Linked DNA regions of Homo sapiens: region 1 is linked to region 2. Evidence: read pairs that join two places in POLR2A ChIA-PET (ENCODE). Cell type or tissue: K562. All regions are shown on one strand. Links, peaks and the distances in the headings refer to the core of each region. The heading gives the core; the rest is flanking DNA. Region 1 overlaps LLGL2 (LLGL scribble cell polarity complex component 2). Region 2 has its middle 7.6 kb from the start of TMEM94.

Region 1 (5,373 bases), core at 117-5,116, 86 kb after region 2:
GACCTCATGTGATCCACCTGCCTCGGCCTCCCAAAGTGCTGGGATTACAGGCATGAGCCGCTGCGCCCAGCCCTCTAGTAAATAATATTAACATTTAATATAATTCTGGAATTCTCTGGGGGTCCTGGAGCTTTGGTTAAAGGCAGGGTCCACAAGGGTATTCCGAACAGGATGCCAGGCATGACGTCCACAGGGCCCTGGCCTTGGCCGGAGACTTGAGGACAGGGTAAGGAAGTTCCCTGAGAACCCTGTGGGGTCCTACCTCAGTGTTTCGTGGGGTCAGTGATTGGCAGATACCTTTTCTAGTTAATCCCTAGTCAGTCTTAACTGTTCGTTCATTCATTCAAGTACTTTTTTTTTCTTTTTTTGAGGAGTCTTGCTCTGTCGCCCAGGCTGGAGTGCAGTGGCGCGATCTCGGCTCACTGCAAGCTCTGCCTCCCGGGTTCACGCCATTCTCCTGCCTCAGCCTCCCGAGTAGCTGGGACTACAGGCTCCCGCCACCACGCCCGGCTAATTGTTTGTATTTTTAGTAGAGACAAGGTTTCACCGTGTTAGCCAGGATGGTCTTGATCTCCTGACCTCGTGATCTGCCCGCCTCAGCCTCCCAAAATGCTGGGATTACAGGCGTGAGCCACCGCACCTGGCCCTTTTTTTTTTTTTTTTTTTTTTTGAGATGGAGTCTCACTCTGTCACCCTGGCTGGAGTGCAGTGGCACGATCTCGGCTCACTGCAAGCTCCGCCTCCCAGGTTCACACCATTCTCCTGCCTCAGCCTCCTGAGTAGCTGGGACTACAGGCGCCCGCCATGATGCCCAGCTAATTTTTTGTATTTTTAGTAGAGACAGGGTTTCATCATGTTGGCCAGGATGGTCTCGATCTCCTGACCTCATGATCTGCCCGCCTCGGCCTCCCAAAGTGCTGGGATTGCAGGCATGAGCCACCGCGCCCAGCCCGTTCAAGTATTTTCTGATGCCTCTTGTGTGGTTCTAGATGTTGGATGTGATCCTTAAACAAAGCAAAGATGTCTGCCGTCGTTGAAAGTTGTTTCTAAAAGGTGAGAAGCCTGACTGACAGAAAGTAAAAGTAACTAATAAATTGTGTTAAAAGGTGATACGGGCTATAGGGTAAAAAGAACTAGAGCAACAATTGGGAACCCGCATGGTAGGGGGCAGGTTACAACTTTTAACAGGTGGTTAGAGTGGGCCTCTGCCAGAAGGTGACATTTGAGCAAAGCTTTGAAGGAAGTGAGGGAGCTGTTTAAATAAAATTCCAGTCCCTCCCATGAGGCACCTGGATGAGGCCAGCACAATCCCCACCTCCTGGAGCTGACATCTGGAAGCTTCTTGGGACAGCTGTTCCAGTTTTAGGGCAGGTAGGAGGCCCTAGAAAGGGGCCTGATTGGATGGGCTGGATGGCCTGCCCACGCCAGCCCCAGGCAGGTGGTCCATCTTCTCCCCAGAATGGTTTTGCTTTTCCTTGGACTTGGCTTTCTGCCAGTCACTTCCCTGGAGAGAGAGTCTGGTGTTGGATTATGAAAGGGGGCTAAGGCCCCCAGAATGGGGGTGCGTTCCCACCTTCCACCCCATCCTCACAGGCCCAGGAGGGGCAACAGAAAGGAAACTTCAGGAGGAGTCTAGGCATGGCGGGAGGATCCTCTTGGGGTTGTGGGATGGTTGTGATTCCATAGGATAGATGGTGGGGGGAATGGAGGCTGACCCCAAATGGGGCCCATCCAGCCTGCGAGCAGGCAGCCCCTTTGTCCTGGGAGAGAGGCCTGACCTGAGCGGAGGATTCTGCAGTCAGATTGGAATGCAAATTGGGGCTTGGATTTTTTTTTTTCTTTTTTTGAGAAAAGGTCTCGCTCTGTCACCCAGGCTGGAGCACAGTGGTGCCATCATAGCTCACTGCAGCCTCAACCTCCTGGGCTCAAGTGATCTTCCCACCTCAGCCTCCTGAGTAGCTGGGACTACAAGTGTATGCCACCATGGCTGGCTAATTTTTAAGTTTTTTGCTGAGACAAGGTCTCCCTAAGTTGCCCAGGCTGGTCTCGAACTCCTAGGTTCAGTGGATTCTCCTGCCTCGACCTCCCAAAGTGCTGGGATTACAGGCATAAGCCACTGAGCTTGGCAAAGGACTTGGACTCTTGACTGTTTGAGCTTGGGGCCACTCTGAATCGATCACTTCATAAGTAATTGTAAGAATTAAATAAGGTGAATGTAAAGTGCTAAAGTCACATCCAGCCATAGCTAGCTCTCAATCCCTTTTACTACTTAATTAACAACAGCGGGGACGACAGTCCTCCAGTCATGCCCCCATTCCCTCTGGTTTGTGTTCCCCTAGATCCCACTCCATGGAACTGCCTTTCAGCCAAGGTTTGGTTGCTAAGCTGCTGGCCAGGGACCTGCCTGGTGCTTCTGGGAGACTGGGCTTCCCAGGGCGACATGGGCACTTGCAAAGCGGCTACAGGCGTCTGAGTTGGCACAGATGCCGCAGGGGTCAGCAGCTGCCTCTGTGGTTTAGATCCCTGCCCACCAGTGCCATCAGAGTAGGAGGTGCAGGGGCGGATTCACATCCGTCAAACAGGAGGCCACAGCCACACTCAGGCCTCACACAGGATGTCGCAGAGGGGAAGGCAGCTTCTTAATCAGCAGCGGGCTGTGGGGAGCACGAGCGAAGAGGAGAGGAGAGCATGGGACATCAGGTGGCACGCCCTGAGAGCAGGCAGCTGGCGCTGGGTGCGGCCCGGGGGCCCTCTCTGGTTTCGGCTGGGTCTGGAGTCCTGCCGCTGGGTGTGGACTCTCCCAGCAGATCAATGAGATCAATGGAACTTCCCGAGCTATGGAGGGAGTTTCTTGAGGGCTGGCCCCTCCCACATCTCCAGGCCAGAGGGCTGGCTGGGCTTGGCCAAGCCTTGGTCTCACAGGGACAAATTAGCCCAGGTGCCCCAAACAGTGGCAGGGTGGGAGAAGCAGTCTGGCCTGGGGATCCCCTCTCCTCCGAGGCACAATCGCATCTGCCACTTAGAGCGAGGGGGGCCCAAGGCAAGTCCACCCCGTGTGGTTATTCTCTCTCTCTGCCCCCACTGGTCTCTTTCTTGAGCTCTTGAGATGGAAGGCGGGCCAGGGTGTGGATTTTGTGGCCTGTCACCAAGTGGAGAGCTCTCCTGTTCTTTCCAAGTGGGTGTCCAGGTGTGTGGACACCTGTCCTAGACCCAGAAATATTTTGCCGGCCAGGTGCAGACGTGGGTGAGTGGAACAGTGAGGAGGGAAGGAAACAGGTCGATCAGCTGCCCACAGGGAGCTCTCAGGCTGGTTCCACATGCAAGGCACAGACTTGGGTAGAAAGTGGATGGGAACCAGCCACAAGGCAGCAAGCCTTTTGCGGCCCGGCTCTAAACCCTGGCGCCCGCCAAAAGGGAACAGAGCAGGGCAGAACAGGGAGGGTGGCTCAGAGGCTGGTCTGGTGACAGGCAGGAGTGGAGACTGAGGTTGGATGGCCTTTAGAAGTTAGTGGGGTGGAGAAGGTTTTCCTGAGAAGCCTCATCTCAGAGGTGGCGCTCTGGCTAGGTGGCAACCCCAGTGACCATTTCTGGTGTTAGACTTGAGGACTTGGGGGGCTCCTCAGCCTGTGGGCTCCTGAACTTGTCTCTTCTCCACATTCCTCCCAGGTGTGTCACTTAAGTGCACAGCACCTGAGAGTTTGCCAAGCCCGCTCCCTGGCCCTGCTTTAAAGCCTCGGGACGATGGAATAGAAAAGTCCTTTCTACTCAGGACCCTGAAACCCAAGGTTGCACAGCTAGTCCCACCTGCCTGTCTCCCCGCCTTTCCGGGCCTAACTATTCCGTGTCTCTAGGGGGTACCTCTCCCCACTCAGGTTGCGGTGGCTGGAGAGGAGCCCACGCCTGGTGAGCACCGGAACATTCCACCAGCAGGACAGGGCTGGACCCACCCTCCCGCCTGACCATGCCTGGGGCCTCTTTCCTTCTCTCTTTGATCCTCTTATCCACCCTGCCTAGGAGGCAGATAAACAAAAAGGAGAAAAAAGAATCACCACTAATCCCATAACCCTTCCGAGTACATTGTCAAATATAGGGATTTTTAATAGATTCTACCTGACTCTTGGATTCTTTGTACATATAGTCCCATGCCATGAAATGGTCTTTTCTCCATTTATTTATTTATTTATTTACTTTTTGAGATGGAGTCTTTCTCTGTCACCCAGGCTGGAGTGCAGTGGCGCTATCTGGGCTCACTGCAACTTCCACCTCCCGAGTTCAAGCAGTTCTCCTGCCTCAGCCTCCCAAGTAGCTGGGGTTACAGGCACCCACCACCATGCCCGGCTAATTTTTTTTAGTAGAGACGGGGTTTTGGCATGTTGGCCAGGCTGCTCGCAAACTCCTGACCTCAAGTGATCCACCCGCCTCGGCCTCCCAAAGTGTTGGGATTACAGACGTGAGCCACAGCGCCCGGCCCTTTTATTCCTTTTAATGACTGGAAGCCTTTTGTCATAGGCCTGAGCACACTTCACCCATCCCCTGTTGTGGGCCATTTAGGTTGCTTCTGATTTTTTCTGACAGCTTAATAAACAGCACATCAAGGCCAGGAGACATGCATGAGCCTGGGAGGCTGTCCCTGTCCACCATGGTTTCAATGGATCATTTTATCCTAAGGTGTGTTTCTTCCCCATCTGAACCCATCTTGACCATTCTCAGGACTCTGAGATAAAATGGTCCCTTTACCCCTTAGGATAAAATGATCCCAGGCTGGGTGCGGTGGCTCACGCCTATAATCCTAGCACTTTGTGGGGCCGAGGTGGGCAGATCACTTGAGATCAGGAGTTCGAGACCAGCCTGGCCAATATGGTGAAAACCACAGCTCTACTAAAAATAACAAAAAAATTAGCCAGGCATGGTGGTGGACACCTGTAATTCCAGCTACTTGGGAGGCTGAGGCAGGAGAATTGCTTGAACCTGGGAAACACAGTTGCAGTGAGCTAAGATTACACCACTGCACTTCAGCCTGGGCGACAGAGCGAGACTCCATCTCCAAAAAAAAAAAATCCCTTAAAACCATGGTGGACAGGGACAGCCTCCCAGCCTCCTAGGACTCGGAGAATGGTCAGGATGGGTTCAGATGGGAAGGCTTTTTGGAAGGTGACCTTTTTTTTTTTTTTTTTTTGAGACAGTCTCTCTCTGTTGCCCCGGCTGTATTACAGTGGCACAATCTCGATTCACTGCAGCCTCCGCCTCCTGGGTTCAAGCAATTCTCCTGCCTCAGCCTCCTGAGTAGTTGGGACCACATGGTGCCCGTCACCATACCTGGCTAATTTTTTGTCTTTTTAGTAGAGATGAGGTTTTGCTGTGTTGGCCAAGCTA
Region 2 (5,373 bases), core at 151-5,150:
TGCACTCCAGTCTGGGCAACAAGAGCGAAACTCCATCTCAAAAAAAAAAAAAAGCAGTCACTCCTCATTCTTCTCCCCACACCCCAGCCCCTGGCAACCATTTATGGCTGGGCATGGTGGCTGTCACCTGTAATGCCAGCACTTTGGGAGGCCGAGATGGGCAGATCACCTGAGGTCAGGAGTTCGAGACCAGCCTATCCAACATGGTGAAACCCCGTCTCTACTAAAAATACAAAAATTAGCCACGTGTGGTAGCGCGTGCCTGAATCCCAGATACCCGGGAGGCCGAGGCAGGAGAATCGCTGGAACCTGGGACATGGAGGCTGCAGCGAGCCAAGATCATGCCACTGTACTCTAGCCTGGGCAACAGAGTGAGACTCCGTCTCAAAAAATAAACAAATAAAAATAGGCCAGGCGCGGTGGCTCACGCCTGTAATCCCAACACTTTGGGAGGGTGAGGCGGGCGGATCACGAGGTCAGAAATCGAGACCATCGTGGCTAACATGGTGAAACCCTGTCTCTACTAAAAATACAAAAAATCAGCCGGGCGTGGTGGCGGGTGCCTGTAGTCCCAGCTACTTGGGAGGCTGAGAATGGCGTGAACCCGGGAGGCAGAGCTTGCAGTGAGCCGAGATTGCGCCACTGCACTCCAGCCTGGAAAACAGAGTGAGACTCCATCCCAAAATAAATAAATAAATAGATAAATGAATAATAAATAATAAAATAAAATAAAATAAAAACAGGCCAGGCATGGTAGCTCATGCCTGTAATCCCAGCACTTTGGGAGGCAAAGGGGGGTGGATCATTTGAGGTCAGGAGTTTGAGACCAGCCTGGCCAATATAATGAAACCCTGTCTCTACTAAAAATACAAAAATTAGCTGGGCATGGTGGCAGGTACCTGTAGTTCCAGCTACTCGGGAGGCTGAGGCAGGAGAATCACTCGAACCTTGGAGGCGGAGGTTGCAGTGAGCCGAGATCGCGCCACTGCACTCCAACCTAGATGACAAAGCGAGACTCCACCTCAATAAAATAAAATAAAATAAAATAAAAAATAAATAAATAAAATGCAGAGCATTTGGGCTCATTCTCTTACTGCTTTGATGCAGGCTGACCTGGGCTCTGGGTCTCATCTTTTCTTAAAACATTTACCAGTGATTTTCCTATGCAAAGACAGTTTCCTCCCCAGGAGGAATTTTGGTGTCACTGTTAGGACACAAATGTACATGTCAACAATCCCTCTGATAATCTGAGAGAAATTAAAAAGTAGTAAGGCACTATCCCTGCTCTCAAAGAGCTTAAAATTTAGTGAATGAAGTGATATTTACACCTCAAATGCTAAGAAGCCGTTCAAAAATAGTCAAGAATGCTAGGCAGAGATGACTGGGATTGGTATTTGGGAAATAAAGTGCCAGATAAGGTTTCTGGGATGGGAGTAGGGCTGGGTATCTCGTCAGCTAGTGCCTGGACCACCACGGCTGGCTACCTGTCCCCACTGGCTCCTGTCTCTCTCTCTCTCTTCTTTTTTTTTTTTTTTTTTCTGAGACAGAGTCTTGCTCTCTTGACCAGGCTGGAGTGCAGTGGTGTGATCTCGCCTCACTGCAACGTCTGCCTGCCAGGTAAAAGCGATTCTCCTGCTTCAGCCTCCCGAGTAGCTGGTCTTACAGATGTGCACCACCACTCCTGGCTAATTTGTATGTTTAGTAGAGACGTGGTTTCACCATGTTGGCCAGGCTGGTCTTGAACTCCTGACCTCAGGTGATCTGCCCGCCTCGGCCTCCCAAAATGCTAGGATTACAGGCATCAGCCACCGTGCCCGGCCCTTATTTTTCTTTTCTTTTCTTTCTTTTGAGACAATCTTCCTGTGTCACCCAGGCTGGAGTACAGTGGCATGAACACAGCTGACCCTAGCCTTGACCTCCTGGGCTCAACGGATCCTCCCATGTACTATAGCTGGGACCACAGGCATGCATCGCCACGCCTGGCCAATTTTTTAAAATCTTTAAAAAAATTTTTGTAAATACAAGGTCTCACTTTGTGGCCCAGTCTGGTCTCCAACTCCTGGCCTCACGCAAGCCTCCTGCCTTGGCCTCCCAAAGTGCTGGGATTAAACAGACATGAGCTAATACACCTGACCCAAGACTGCTATTTCTAGCTTATCTTCTACAAACTCATCTTCCTCTTAAGCTTGACTGTCTCATTTCTCTACTTAAAAATGTTGGAGGAGGAAATGTTCACCTCCAGCATTTATCTTCTGGTGATTCATAACGTCCCTGGCTCCTTAGAAAATAGTCGCAATCTCGTCTAGCTTTATCTTCTGTTGCACTCCCTCTGACCAAACGCCAAACTATCCAAGCACAACAGGCAACGAAGATTAGTCTCAGTTTCTACGAATGTGCAGTGAAATACAGCTTCTGCTCTGGAAGTTAAGATGGCTGCTTTGCAGCACACGGAAGACCTTGGTGTCTGTGAGCATAGACTAAGGCTACTGATTTCATTATTCCTGGAAATCAAACAAAAAGAGGCTTCCAGTACAGGGAATATCAAAGATCGGTAAGATGATACACGCATGATGCTAAACTTATGGCTAGGCAACCTCTGCTCCATTGCTTTTTTTTTTTTTTTTTGAGACAGTCTCACTTACTCTGTCACCCAGGCTGGAGTGCAATGGCATGATCTCGGCTCACTGCAACCTCCACCTCCGGGTTCAAGTGATTCTCTTGCCTCAGCCTCCCAAGTAGCTAGGATTTCAGGTGCACACCACCATGCCTGGCTAATTTTTGTATTTTTTGTAGAGAGGAGGTTTCACCATGCTGGCCAGGCTGGTCTTGAACTCCTGACCTCAAGTGAACTGCCCACCTCGGCCTCCCAAAGTGTTGGGATTACAGGCATGAGCCACTGCTCCATTGACATTTTGAACCAGATGATTCTTTGTTGTGGGTTGTACTGTAAGTTGTAGGATATTTAGCAACATTCCTGGCCTCTACACATTAGATGCCAGTAGCAGCCCTCTCCCAACCCCTGTAGTGACAACCAAAAATGTCTCCAGACATTGCCAAATGTCCCTAGGAGGCAAAATCATCCCCCAACTGAAAGTGTACATAGGCTCACACCCAGAATCCTAGCACTTTTTTTTTTTTTTTTTGAGACAGAGTCTTGCTCTGTCGCCAGGCTGGAGTGCAGTGGCGCGATCTCGGCTTGCTGCAATCTCTGCCTCCCGGGTTCAAGCGATTCCCCTGCCTCAGCCTCCCGAGTAGCTGGGAGTACAGGCGCCCAACACCATGCCCGGCTAGTTTTTTGTATTTTAGTAGAGATGGGGTTTCACCATGTTGGCCAGGCTGGTCTCGATCTCCTGACCTCGTGATCCACCCGCCTCGGCCTCCCAAAGTGCTGGGATTACAAGCGTAAGCCACCACAACTGGCTGAATCCTAGCACTTTGGGAGGCCAAGGCAAGAGGGCTGCTTGAGAACAGGAGTTTGAGACCATCCTGGGCAACATAGTGAGACCCTATCTCTACAAAAAAAAAATTAAAAAGAGAGTCTGTGTGTGTGTGTGTGTGTGTGTGTGTGTGTACTTTTTTTTTTTTGAGATGGCGTCTCGCTCTATTGCCCAGGCTGAAGTGCAGTGGTGCAATCCAGGCTCACTGAAACCTCTGCCTCCTGGGTTCAAGCGATTCTCCTCCCTCAACCTCCCAAGTAGCTGGGATTACAGGCACCCACCTGCATGCCTGGCTAATTTGGTATTTTAGTAGAGATGAGGTTTTGCCAGGCTGGTCTTGACCTCCTGACCTCAGGTGATCCGCCTGCCTTGGCCTCCCAAAGTGCTGGGATTATAGGCATGGGCCACCTCACCCGGCCACATACATTTAAAAAATTGAGATATAGTTTAAATACACTAAAACCTACAGATTTTAAGTACATAGTTGAACGAGTTTTGATAAATGTATAAACCTACATAACTCTCACCCTAATCAAGATATGGGGCATTTCCTTCACCTCTCAAAAGTTCCCTTCTGCCCTTCTGCAGTCCATCCTTGCCTGTCCTCCAGATTCCCATCTTAGGAGTTGATATGAATGGAATTGCAGGGTACATAACCTGTTATGTCTGGCTTCTTCCCTTCCTCATGCCATTTGTGTGATTCTTTCAGATTGGGATGTGTATCAGTGGCCTCATTCACTTACTTACTTACGTATTTATTTATTTATTTGAGAGACAGATTCTTGCTCTGTCACCCAGGCTGGAGTGCAGTGGTACGATCTTGGCTCTCTGCCTCCCGGTTTCAAGCAATTCTCCTGCCTGAGCCTCCTGGGTAGCTGGGATTACAGGCACACGCCACCATGCCCAGCTAGCTTTGTATTTTTTGTAGAGACAGAGTTTCACCATGTTGACCAGGCTGGTCTTGAACTCCTGACCTCAGGTGATCTGCCCGCCTCAGCCTCCCAAAGTGCTGGGATTACAGGAGTGAGCCACCACGTCCAGCCTCATTCACTTATGTGTATGGCTGAGTAGTAATCCCTTGTTCAGATCCACCACCATTTGGGTACCTGTTCCCCAGCTGGTGGATATTCAGTTTGTTTCCCATTTGGGGTGCTTATGAACAATGTCTTTGGGTGGCCATTTATTGTTACCTAGGGATCTAACTTTTGCAGACTGTGAATGCAGTATGGGAATGGGGACCGTAGTGTGGCCAGTGCTCATGTTGTGTTGTAAAGTTGTGCCATCTATTTCTGGACCACACTTTTTTTGTTGTTTTGTTTTGTTTTGTTTTTTTGAGACTGAGTCTCGCTCTGTCACCCAGGCTGGAGTGCAGCGGCACGATCTCGGCTCACTGCAAACTCCACCTCCCAGGTTCAAGCCATTCTCCTGACTCAGCCTCCCGAGTAGCTGGGACCACAGGTGCCCGCCACCATGCCGGGCTAATTTTTTGTATTTTTAGTAGAGATGGGGTTTCACCGTATTAGCCAGGATGGTCTCGATCTCCTGACCTCATGATCCGCCTGTCTTGGCCTCCCAAAGTGCTGGGATTACAGGCGTGAACCACCACGCCCAGCCCTTTTTTGTTTTTCTGAGGCAGGTCTCACTCTGTCGCCCAGGCTGGAGTGCAGTGTCACAGTCACAGCTCACTGCAGGCTCAACATCCTGGGCTCAAATGATCCTTGCACGTCAGTCTCCTGAGTAGCTGGCACCACAGTTGTGCACCATGCCTGGCTAATTATTTTTATTTTTAAATTTTTTGTAGAAATGGAGGCTCCCTGTGTTTCCCTGGCTGGTCTCAAACTCCTGGGCTCAAGTGACTCTCCCACCTTGGCCTCCTAAAGTGTTGGGATTACAGGCTTGGCCCAGACCACTCTTTAGGGGTACAAAGACGTGTCAG

What was found. ChIA-PET counts read pairs that join two places held together with the same protein. Peaks named below come from ENCODE experiments on the same cell type or tissue, not always from the same donor. Only the 100,000 strongest peaks of a DNase experiment are listed, where the experiment ranks them.
Region 1: POLR2A ChIA-PET joins it to region 2 with 5 read pairs; 17 of 35 experiments call an interaction of 5 or more read pairs at or near these places.

Annotation. Positions count from the first base shown.
Region 1 is chr17:75,532,653-75,538,025 of GRCh38, forward strand. All of the region lies in intron 1 of LLGL2 (LLGL scribble cell polarity complex component 2), which reads left to right. Among named protein-coding and RNA genes, the nearest start is that of LLGL2, 9.6 kb to the left of the region's middle. In K562, for the core only: no CTCF peak of the experiment used is centred there; no DNase peak of the experiment used is centred there.
Region 2 is chr17:75,446,300-75,451,672 of GRCh38, forward strand. No RefSeq gene overlaps it. Among named protein-coding and RNA genes, the nearest start is that of TMEM94, 7.6 kb to the right of the region's middle. In K562, for the core only: no CTCF peak of the experiment used is centred there; a DNase peak (open chromatin) is centred at 2,322.